Regions from separate parts of the Mus musculus genome. Here region 1 is linked to region 2. A link is a loop called in an ENCODE intact Hi-C map of the cell type or tissue named here. Cell type or tissue: heart. All regions are shown on one strand. Each heading gives the region's core, and the rest is flanking DNA. Links, peaks and the distances in the headings are about the cores only. Region 1 has its middle 7.7 kb from the start of Bach2. Region 2 overlaps Bach2 (BTB and CNC homology, basic leucine zipper transcription factor 2).

Region 1 (5,378 bases), core at 304-5,303, 130 kb after region 2:
TGGGGCTCTTGTGTCTTCTACTGCCCTGGGAAAGCAACACAAGGAAATGTGCCCTGTGCTATCACAGAGCAAAAAGGGGGAAGAGATAAAGGCACTTCAATAAGATGGAGAAAGTGAATTAAGATTGAACACACACACAGAGACAGAGAGAGACACATACAACACAGACAACCACCAGCACACACACAGGTGCACACGAACAGGCACATACCCTAGGGAGATGCCATTTACATGTTTCAGGTGCAGGGACCTAGTTGTTCTGTCTGTGGAACTGTAGCTGGAATGCAGTTTCTGGGATACAGTGCTCAGACCATCGGTCCTTCTCTTCCTGAGCCTGAATTCACTCTGTCTAACAACCAAGGACGGTGTTTATGTTCCCAGATATAGCAAAATTCAGATGTTATCTATCCTATCCTAAAAGAGGTTGCAACCTGAACTATTTGTCACCAAGCGATTTGGAAAAAAGAGTTATAAGAAAAGGAGAAGTAACCAAAAACAAATGAGTGAAAACTAGCTAATCTGAACTAATTCCTAGACTTTCATTGACTCTGTAACTAACAGACACCAGTCTGTGGGTACAGCGTCTGTATTACTACCGTGATTTTCCTTTACTGAAAACTTCTATTAGGGACTGAGCTAGGGATTTTCAGTGTTATTAGCCCACTTGGAGGATAAAAGAACCTTGGCTCGGACACTCAAAGTGCCTTACCTAAGGGCACACCGCTGGACAAAGGGACTACCCAGGCTCACCCAAGGAAGCAGCCACCTCTTTCCTACACAACACTGATATTCACTACCAGTCAGAGAGTACGTTCCCCTCCTCAAAAAAATGGTGTTCACTTTTTCTGTGTACTCAGTAAAACAGCAAAGCAAGGTGGCAAAGCAGCAGATGCCATGGCAGTTTGTACACAAGCCGACTGCTTAGTTTGTTAGTGCTCATGCGTTGTGAAGCACATTACAACTTAGAGGTGTGTCCCCCCACTTCCCCTTCTGTTGTAGTTTCTTTTGAAAAAGCAGTATCATCATCTTGTCAGAGTTCCCTCGAGGAGTAACTGTAAGCATATGGTCCATGGTTGCTGAGTATCACAGGGAAAACCCATAATAGCAATCTCATCCTGAAATCCAGCCTCTAGAGAGGATCATCAGCCCTGGCAACGCCCACCCAGAAAACATCCGCAGAGTCGGTTCTCAAATGGCATCGGGGTATTAGTGCCCACGTGACTTCAAGGATACTATATCACACAGCCAGACATCAAGTTCACTGTGGGCTGCAAGCAGGCATACCTCTTAGGGGCTTCTGTCAACTTCATGAAGAATGTTTCTTCTTGGATCTTGGATGGTCATCAACAATGCCTTAACTCTTCCTCCTAGCTTCAGTACTTGGTCAAGTTGTAGAGATCTTTCTGCCTCCTCCTAAGATTTGCAGTCTTCTAAGACCTCTGCTATCTTTCTTCTAGAAGCCAACAGAGATCCTGCACAGTTCTGACCCTTTCTTGAGAGCCACACAGCCTCTCAGTCTCATCTGCAGACTGGCTTGCTTCGTGCCATCCAGGCAACACAGTTGAGCATCCGGATCCCACACTCACAAGTTTCTGAGCTGACCCTGTGGGGCCACACAAGGATGGCAGCTAAAGCAAGGAAAGGCTACAGGAAGTCATGCCGAGAGCCCTTAAAGACAAGTGAGGCGAGCGGCAGGTAAGAGAGGCATGAGGCAGCATGTCAACAGAAGATGCTACCGTGGACCCAACTGCTCCAGCAGAAAAAACCACGAACCATCTTTGCTCCTCACTGCTGGCTAGGCCCTCAGTACAGGCTGTCAGTTCTATCTTCACCTTACATCTCACATCAATCTACCCATCCTCGTCTCTACTTTATTTATCATCTGTGATTTCTCACCTGGCTCATTATTCCTACTGACACAGAAATTGGCCTGTCCTTTTTCTCTTCTTCCCTGGCTGGCAGGGCCCTCAGGATCTCTCTGGGTGAGACTGGCCACTGACAAGATTCTGAACGCTTAGTTCTCCTGCACAGAAATCTTCTCACATAAGATAAGTGGACCGTCGCCACTCTGTATTATCCTATGTTTTTGTCATAATAAAGTATCCAGAGTTTATAATTGGCCATTTTCATCATTTTAGATAAACAGTTTAGTGGTCATTAAGTACATTTCTGGTTGAGCAACCATCACCACTGTCCATCTACTGTAATGGGAATTAATGATCAAGACCAAAAATAAGACTTAAAGCAAGGGCCTGGAGAGAGAGGCACTTTGAGGGCTGTGCCTCATTTTATATAGAATCTCTCCTATAGATCAGGGCCTCCAGGACACACCCTTCATTTGTTTTCCACATTTGACACCAGAGCTGTAGGAACTCTGGTCTCCATATGGAAAAGGACCTTTGGATGCTTTTCTAGGTCATATACTAGTTATAATCACAGACACAAGCATCCCAGCCCTCCCGGTCTCCACTATCAAAGCATGACTGAAGCGGCGTTTCTTGGAAAGACGACTTGTTTACCCAACATGCTGCATCTAGACGGAGCTGGTTTGTCACTCACTTGTTTCTAAGCAGGGTTTCCTTCCGAGTGTTGACAAAGACCATAAAAAATGTCCTTAGCCATTCAGCATTTAATTCAACTCCACAATATATTTTTCTTCCTTCTTGGTTTAATGGCCTCAAACGTACCAACATCCTGCCTTTCCGAATCCTCTAACAAGTCCCATCAAATGCCAGGGCAGAATCAAACTGCCCTGCAGGCAGTGAGATCATGCACTAAGAATTCATTTTTAGTCCAAGACTTGGGAGTGCCAGACCACTTAGTGCAATGTATCACACGGCCAGAAAATTAGCCTGGCACTCTAAATAATGTTTTAACATTTCTCCTATCAAAGGTCCTTTTACAACCTGATGACTCCTTCCTTGGAAAAAAATTAACACACACAAAACTGCTCCATGTGGTAATCAAAGGTTCAAGGACCTTTTCAAGTCTATTAGGGGTCCTCTATGCATCTGTGAACTCCAGATTAAAATCTGTAGAAGAACTAGAGTTCATGTTGTTCCCAGGCCCCAGCACTGGCACTAAGGCCCCGGGCATCTCGGGGTGATTTCCTCTGGTGCTGTTTGCCTCAGCACTGGTTTGGCTTTAGGGACATCGCCACCTGGCTTCTGGTCAATCCTATTGTTAACATGGCTGCACCAAGTTAGCTGACAGTGTTGGGAACACCCGCTCCTCTGGTCAGTCTCTGCTGTGTTGGTCTAGCTGATGTTCTGTAGGCGCTACAGTCATCTTAGATCCAACTTAACTTCCTGTTGTTTTGTTGTTGTTTTTTTGCTGACATTGATTCTTTCCACCACTTACATCACTGAAAAACGTAAACCAAATTAAAAACAAACAACAAACAAACAAACAATAGTAACAACCCTCCCCCCCTTTGAATTTAAGGGTTTTTTGGTCTTTTGTTTTGGTTTTGTTTTATTTTTCGAGACAGGGTTTCTCTGTATAGTCCTGGCTGTCCTGGAACTCACTTTGTAGACCAGGCCTCGAACTCAGAAATCCACTTGTCTCTGCCTCCCGAGTGCTGGGATCAAAGGCGTGCGCCACCACGCCCGGCTCTGAATTTAAGTTTTACATTTTCTGCTCTTAAAAAGAAAAAAAATCATTTAGTCTTTCCTATGTTGCTTCTTGGGAGTATGCCATCTGCTCACTCTGACCACTGAGTGAGGCAATCTTTATTCAGTCCACACTAGGGTTTCTGCTCTTGAAGCAAGATGGGCTTAGCATTTACTAATGTAGTCTTTAAGTAAAGCAAATTACTGTCTAGAATACAAGCGGGATTCATTCAATCGGCTGAAGGCCTTTCTGAGGGAGAGCAGACTGTCTGCCTTTAGAGTCTAAACAGAGTTTAGACTTGTTAGCTTCCATATTGTCTTAATTTTCTCAACACTTTTCCTGTTGCTGTGATAAAATCTTCCTACCACTTAGTGCAATGTATCACACGGCCAGAAAATTAGCCTGGCACTCTAAATAATGTTTTAACATTTCTCCTATCAAAGGTCCTTTTACAACCTGATGACTCCTTCCTTGGAAAAAAATTAACACACACACACATGGAGCCCTTAAGCAACCTAAGGCTCAAAGGGTTCATTTTGGTTCACAGTTCAAGGATCCAGTCTGTCATGGTAGGTTTGAGCTGGCCATACTGCATTTGAAGTGGGGAAACAGAATGGTGACTGTTGGTGTGCAGATTACTCCCCCCCCCCGCCCCCCCGCCACCCCCCCTCTGTCCCTTTATGCAGTCCAGGACACCAAGCCCAGGGAATGTGTCCGCCCATACTTGGGGTGAGTCTTCCCACCTCAATTAAACCTATCAAGATAATCCTTCACATGCCTGGCCAGAAGCTAACCTAATCTATACAATCCCCACAGGTAGACCCATAGACTTGTCTCACAAATGATCCTAGATCCTGTCCAAGTGATAATATTGCCCTCCACAATAAACATGTGAACCAGTTCCTCAAAACACATTTATTCTCGTTTATTCTCGAGTCTTTCTTACACACACACACACACACACACACACCCTTCTATTTCTCTGGAGAACCTTGGTTAGTGTACTGGGATATACACTGATTCTTTAACATTTTGAACAACTGCTCAAAACGCTTCCCATGATAGTACTCTTTTACAATCCATCAGTAGGGTCTCCACACCCCCACAGGCATTGTGGTAGTCTTTCGGACGTTCATCTCACTGGGGGTAAGGTGACATCTCATTATGACTGTAATCTATATTTTCTAATGTTTAATGATGTCGAGTGTCGTTTCATGTACATATTTTCTGGAAAATGTTTTAATTCTTTGCTTGTTATTGAGTTATTTGCTTTAAGAGTGTTGAATTACAAAAATTACTTATATAGCCTAGATACTAAACCTTTGTTAGATATGCAAGTTGCACATATTTTATCTCATGAATAAGGTTTGTCTTTTTTACTTTCTTAATGGTCTTCTTTAAAAGCACAGAAGTTTTTAATTTTTACATGGTCACCCTTACCTGTTGTTCCCCCCCCCTTTGTCTCCTGTGGCTTTGGAGACAGTGTTTCATGCCCACACCGACCTGGAACTTGCTGTGTAGCTGGTCTCTATCTTGAGCGCACCCTTTCTCTAGCTACACACCCTACCCAGATAGGCTGCTTTCTTGTAGGAGTTCTCGAGATGCTGAATTCCACTGTACTGAGTTAATCGTTGTGTGTGGTGTGAGGTGGAGTACTATGCTGTCTGTTGAAGTGGCTCTGCAGTGTGACCTAAAATAAGGAAGTGTGAGTCCTCCAACTTTGTTCTTTAAGATAGAGCTATTCTGGGCCCCTTGCTTCTCCATAT
Region 2 (5,378 bases), core at 242-5,241:
AAGAGCTCTTTACTCATAACTCCCAACTGGGAAAATACCTTAAAAAAAAACAACTTTAAATAAGGATATCCAAATATCCTGAAAATGAACTTTTTTTTTTTTTTTTTGAAATGCCAAACCTCAAGAACACCAGGTGGTCTCATTTTGGGTGATTCAAACCATTTCTGAACATGTTGTTAAAGATGCAGGTTGAGGTTCCCACCGTACTCAGGAGTGTTCCAGTATTTTGATGGAACTGTAGTTACTGAAGGAGAAAATCGGACCACAGTGAAAACCACGCTGGCCAGGATGCACTCTTCTGTAGTAAGCATCTGGTTTCTGGATGGCAGGAACCACAGAACTCACTCAACACATTTTAAAAGCAGCCACCTTTCAGTGTGGCACAGCTCTGAAAACCTCAGCTAAGCTAGAAAGTGTCCGGACAGTATTATTATTTTATTCTGTAATCAGTATGGAAGACCAGGGCTTAACAATTTCTAGGTTGCATCACCATTGTAGGGAAAATGTAAGCCAAATCAGAAGTCACGGCCAGGTCCTTGCCCATGTATGCTCCTTCCTGCTAATGCCTTATCTGTCTCCTCTCTCCCCATACTTCCATGATCTCTCTGGAGTGTCAGGGGAAGGTTGGAGAATCTCTGAGTGAACGTTCCTGACACAGTCTGTTTGAGAAGGGACTCTCTTCTTTCTGCCTTCCTTGTATGACTTCCAAAATTCCCTCAATCTCATCATTTTGGTACTTCTAGTTGTCTTCTCTAATCATGCTCAGCCTTGCTTTTGACTTCTAGCATTTACTGACGCTGTACTAAGTACTTAGGTGCACTTGGACCTGACCTCTCCAACAGCCCTACGACAATGGTACCTATGGAAACTGTGGAGGACAGAGTGGGGTGTCCATTGGCAGAGAATGAAGGAGCCAGGAGAAATCTCTATAAAGGAGGTGCCAATTCAATTGGTGCCTTCCTTTTTTGACCTGGGCAACAGACACTACTAGCAGACCACCATGTAAGAGCTGTTTTCCAGTGTTCTTTCATATCATGTGAATATTCCACAATCTCTCTCTAGATAATGAGTTCTTCAACTTAAAGTTTTGATGTGCCTCCTGCATGGACTATACTAGAAGTTTACTAAACATATGCACGGTGAAGACGATTCTGTAAATTTCAGAGGACGATAACATCAGCAAAAGGTCACATTTTCCTATCAAATCAAATACTACTCTACTGGACTGAAACCACTAGATCATAAAGAAATGCTCACTTTGTATTTTTTCTGCATGAATTCTGAATAAATTAGGTAACTTTTATAAATAAGATGTTACTAATTAACCAGCACAAAATATTACTTGAACATTCATTATTCTGGGTCATAACGTAAACTTGAAAGCAAAAAAAAAAAATTCTATCGTGGAGGAACTTAGACTGTGCAAACGGCACATGAAACAGGTGTCTCAATGTTCGCCCACACCATTGTTAAAGTTCCTGGGACAATAGATGAGAGGAAGAGCGTGAGTGTGTTCTCTAACATATTAAGCTGAAACAGAAGCAGGCTGCGTAATGAGAGGGCACAGAACTAACACAAATCAGTCACCGCTCTGCGCACACAGGGACCCTGACCTCAGTAAAGACACAAGAACAACCTCGTGGCTTTCTAGGAAAAGACCTTCCATAAACACCCGGAATGAGTGTCTTCCTTCTGTCTCGAAAGAGGCAACAGAACACAAAGGGCTTGGCACCTTGGGAAAGCCAGGCACTGCGCACGACACCACAGAGCAGAGCAGATGGGTGCTGAGATAGGACACACTCTGCCAGAGCTGCAGCTCAGAGGGCAGCAGCCTGCGAGCTCGTGGGAAAGTGAAGGCGCGGAGAGTGAACTCTGTAAACTGAACTGTCCTGTTCTCAGTCTGCTAAGTTGGAAAACTTTAGATTTGGTCAAGCCATCCTAGGTCAGCATGAGAAAGGAAAGGAAAGTAGGAAAGACGGTATGGTTAGCAGGCAAGATATTTTGGAAAGCAACACACGGTGAACTGGCAGGATTATGAAGCGCCTAAGAAGAAGCCATGTGATCAATAAAAAAGGGAGCAGGGTCAGCCTTCGGAAGACCAGTGATGTCCTGGCTCTCCTCATGAAGAGTGCGGGCTATAATGCTGTCCCTCCATCACCAGGGAAAGCCCTGTGTCCTGTCTCAGGCCCGTGTGCCTGAAAGGATGCACAACGTGGCCAGGCTCTGAAGAGCATTCACATTCCATCTTTGGGTGGGAAAGGTGCATAGTCCTGCTCCTCACCATGACATAGGCCAGCTGTTACAGGACTTTGTCTGGTGCATGTTAGGAGTAGACTATCAGAGGGGTTATTACTGCACTAGACTGGATAATGAGTAACCAGCATACATGGTTCTCTATGTCCTCAGGGAGACATTGTAAAAAGGGTAGTTATCTAGTGCTTTTTTGGGCAATGCCTCCCCCCCCCCCTTTTTTTTTTTCTGGGAAGCATTTCATCCCTTAGAAAGGATGCCAGGCTCATGTCTTCCCAGTGCCAGCACCGCCCCTCCTCACTCAGTCAGGCTGCACTGCAAATATGAAGAAAAGACTTTGTTGCTGGTTTCCCGTGGATCTTCTAATAAACCGTGCTGAGCTGGCTGGTGGCTTTGTTCAGCTGCTCAGACCCCCACCACCCAGTCGGTGCCAATTCTAAGAGCGTGCTCTTCTTGCTAAAGGCAGGCCAGGCCAGGAGAGGGAGCAAGAGAACACAAGATATTCCTATATCTGGGTCACAAGGAAAAGTCAGAGGGTGAGGTTGGAGAGGCAAACTGCCTCAAACAAACATGTAAAATTCAAACTGTGCTTTCCTGGGGGTGGGGAAGGGACTCTGAGCCTGTTGTTTGTCCATCACCTAGAGGATATTTTTTCTTAGCTGGTTACTGGAGGCTGGTTTTTAATGGTGACTGGATTGTACTGGAAGAGGATTTTATGAGTTGCCAACTTGACCAACAAGTAACCCCTTAAGACAGACAGACACTCTGTAGTTCTCCTGGCTCATTGTCACCACAAGGTACAGTGATTCTGGAGCGAAAGTGCCAAAGGAAGATATGTATGGATTAGGTTCATAGGCTGAGGTGTCACTCACCCAGGAAAGGCTATGTGTCCCCTACAGGGACAATGTGGGTGACAAATAACTTTACAAAGTAGAGTACAAATCACTTCCTTTAACAAATTCATTCCAGCCATCTTCTGTGGTTCCATTGTAGGGGTGGGGTGGGGCGGGGCAGTGTGTGTGTGTGTGTGTGTGTGTGTGTGTGTGTGTGTAGGGGCCGGGAGAGAGGGAGATATGCGCACATGTGCGTGCGCGCGCACACACACACACACACACACACACACACACACACACACACACCAAAAAAATGAAGAAAGAGTACCTCGCTAGTGAGGATCTGGACTAACGAGACAGGACAAGTCAGCAGATCTTACAAGCTAATAACAGGTAGGATGTAGTAAGAATAGAAAGCTGCTGGTGGAAGGGTATCTAACCCCGAGGGAGTGGTTCATAGGCTGCTGGAGCTGGCAGAAAGCAATGTGCAATGGCACAGGAGAGACTAGGGCACAGGGCTTGTGGGGCAGGACTCCGGCAGCAGGGGAGGAGGAACTATGACGCTGGAGAGGAGGGAGCAGACCCAAGACTGGAAAGGCCATTCTCAACCACAAAAGAGGTTGGCAGGCCATGGGGAGGCACTGCAGTGTGCCATGCAGGCGAGCATTAGGGAGATCACACTGACTGCATTTGGGGACCAGCCTAGGCAGGGACAAACCAGTTACGGAAGTCCAGGAGAGCTCCCACTGTGGTTGGAACACAGGCAGCACTGGAAGAACACAGGGAGGCCAGGAGGAGGAAGAGTTGGCAGTCGTAAGAACAACCTACCAGCCAGTTCAAGACCTTGGATGGCTAACGCAACTCCCCACTGCTCCTAGTTAACCAGAGTCACAACCTGGACACAGCACTTACGGAAATGAGTTCCAGCTGGAAACCATGTGGGCTATTTTTACCATGTAGTGGCTACAACAGGAAATATACAGAGATTCTCAAACAGCCAAGGCAGGCAGGTGATGGAAGACAGGGTGCAGTCCTGTAGCCTACAGATTTCTTGAAGGACCAGCCGTTAAGGTCAGTCACTCATTCTGTGCTCCAGGGACTGTCGGACACAGGAGCCGCACAAACAAATGAAGCAAAAGCTCCCATGGAACTCGAGGATCCCCCTCTTCCCTCTCTCAAAACTCCTGAGACAGGGTCTTACTGTTTAGCTCCGCTGCTGTGGGATGCTGGGTAAACCAGGCTGACCTCAGACTCAGGGAGACCCACTTGCTTCTGCCGCCCAGGTGATAAGATTAAAGCCATGTGTCATGAACCCGTTCTTAAACGAAAACATTATACAGATGAGCAGAATTTAGGCGAACTAGCACAGTGAGATGATATGTTGAAGGCAGCCATCGCCAGGGTTGAGAAGAAGGCAGGGGAGAGGCAGCTCTCCTGGGGCAGTCTGTGCCCCGGAAGCGTTTTCCACCAGCCGCTGTGTAGAATTTGACCTCCACACTGGGCTTTCTGTCTCATGCCTCCCTCTCCAAGGGAGGTGTACTGAATCCAGTAGGTCAGCCAGGGTGGTCTCCCATCTCAGGATGCTCTTGTCATAGCAGACCCCTAGCCATGTAGGGTGCCACCTGCATTGGCTTTAGGGACCAAGGACACAGGCAGCTCTGGGGTGTGTGTGGCCCTGCATAACACAATGATTACTGTCACATTCCTGAGGTGTCAGGTGTCTTTTGGGGGACCCTGACAGAAGTAGGTTTGTCTAAGTTTAGTTACCCAAAAAAGCAAGGTCTCCAGTAAGTGACCTGAATTGAAGAGAGGCATTTGTGGGTGAAATGAAAGAAACGTGGAGATGATTTATTCCAATTTCAGGTGTTTTCTCTTACCATTGTAAACTGCTCTTCAACTTCTTTTATTTTTTTTCTCACATCATTCCTTATATAAAACTACATTCCTAGTTTAGGTTCACGATGCCTTCTGTGTGGTTCCTGGGGACCATGAGCTACAGGGGATGCCGTTCCCCAAGGGTGTACAGCGGCCAGGCAGGAGACCCTGGACTTCATCTCCCCAGCTGTTAAAGCACAGACGATCTTATTTGCTTATTGAGTGTTAACTGTTTCCATCTCTGATGTGAGGATTCAGAACCTGGGCCATGGAGCCGGGCTGTCTGAGATGCTATCCCATGTCCTCGGTTGAGAAGCTGACATTGTAGCAATTTAATGAAACTTTTCCGCCTCAGTTTTCTTATTTGGCATGTGGCAATTTAGTATCACAATCCTATAGAGTCCATGTGCTAAATGTGTA

What was found. Peaks named below come from ENCODE experiments on the same cell type or tissue, not always from the same donor. Only the 100,000 strongest peaks of a DNase experiment are listed, where the experiment ranks them.
Region 1: a loop joins it to region 2, with 1.9 times the contacts of the local background. A loop is called at or near these places in 1 of 42 quality-filtered maps.

The regions. Positions count from the first base shown.
Region 1 is chr4:32,407,056-32,412,433 of GRCm38, reverse strand. It overlaps a transcript of Bach2 not described here. Among named protein-coding and RNA genes, the nearest start is that of Bach2, 7.7 kb to the left of the region's middle. In heart, for the core only: a CTCF peak has its summit at 3,162; a DNase peak (open chromatin) is centred at 3,143.
Region 2 is chr4:32,535,601-32,540,978 of GRCm38, reverse strand. All of the region lies in intron 2 of Bach2 (BTB and CNC homology, basic leucine zipper transcription factor 2), which reads right to left. Among named protein-coding and RNA genes, the nearest start is that of Bach2os, 33 kb to the left of the region's middle. In heart, for the core only: CTCF peaks have their summits at 2,715 (motif pointing right) and 3,734; a DNase peak (open chromatin) is centred at 2,708; H3K27ac peaks cover 2,431 bases.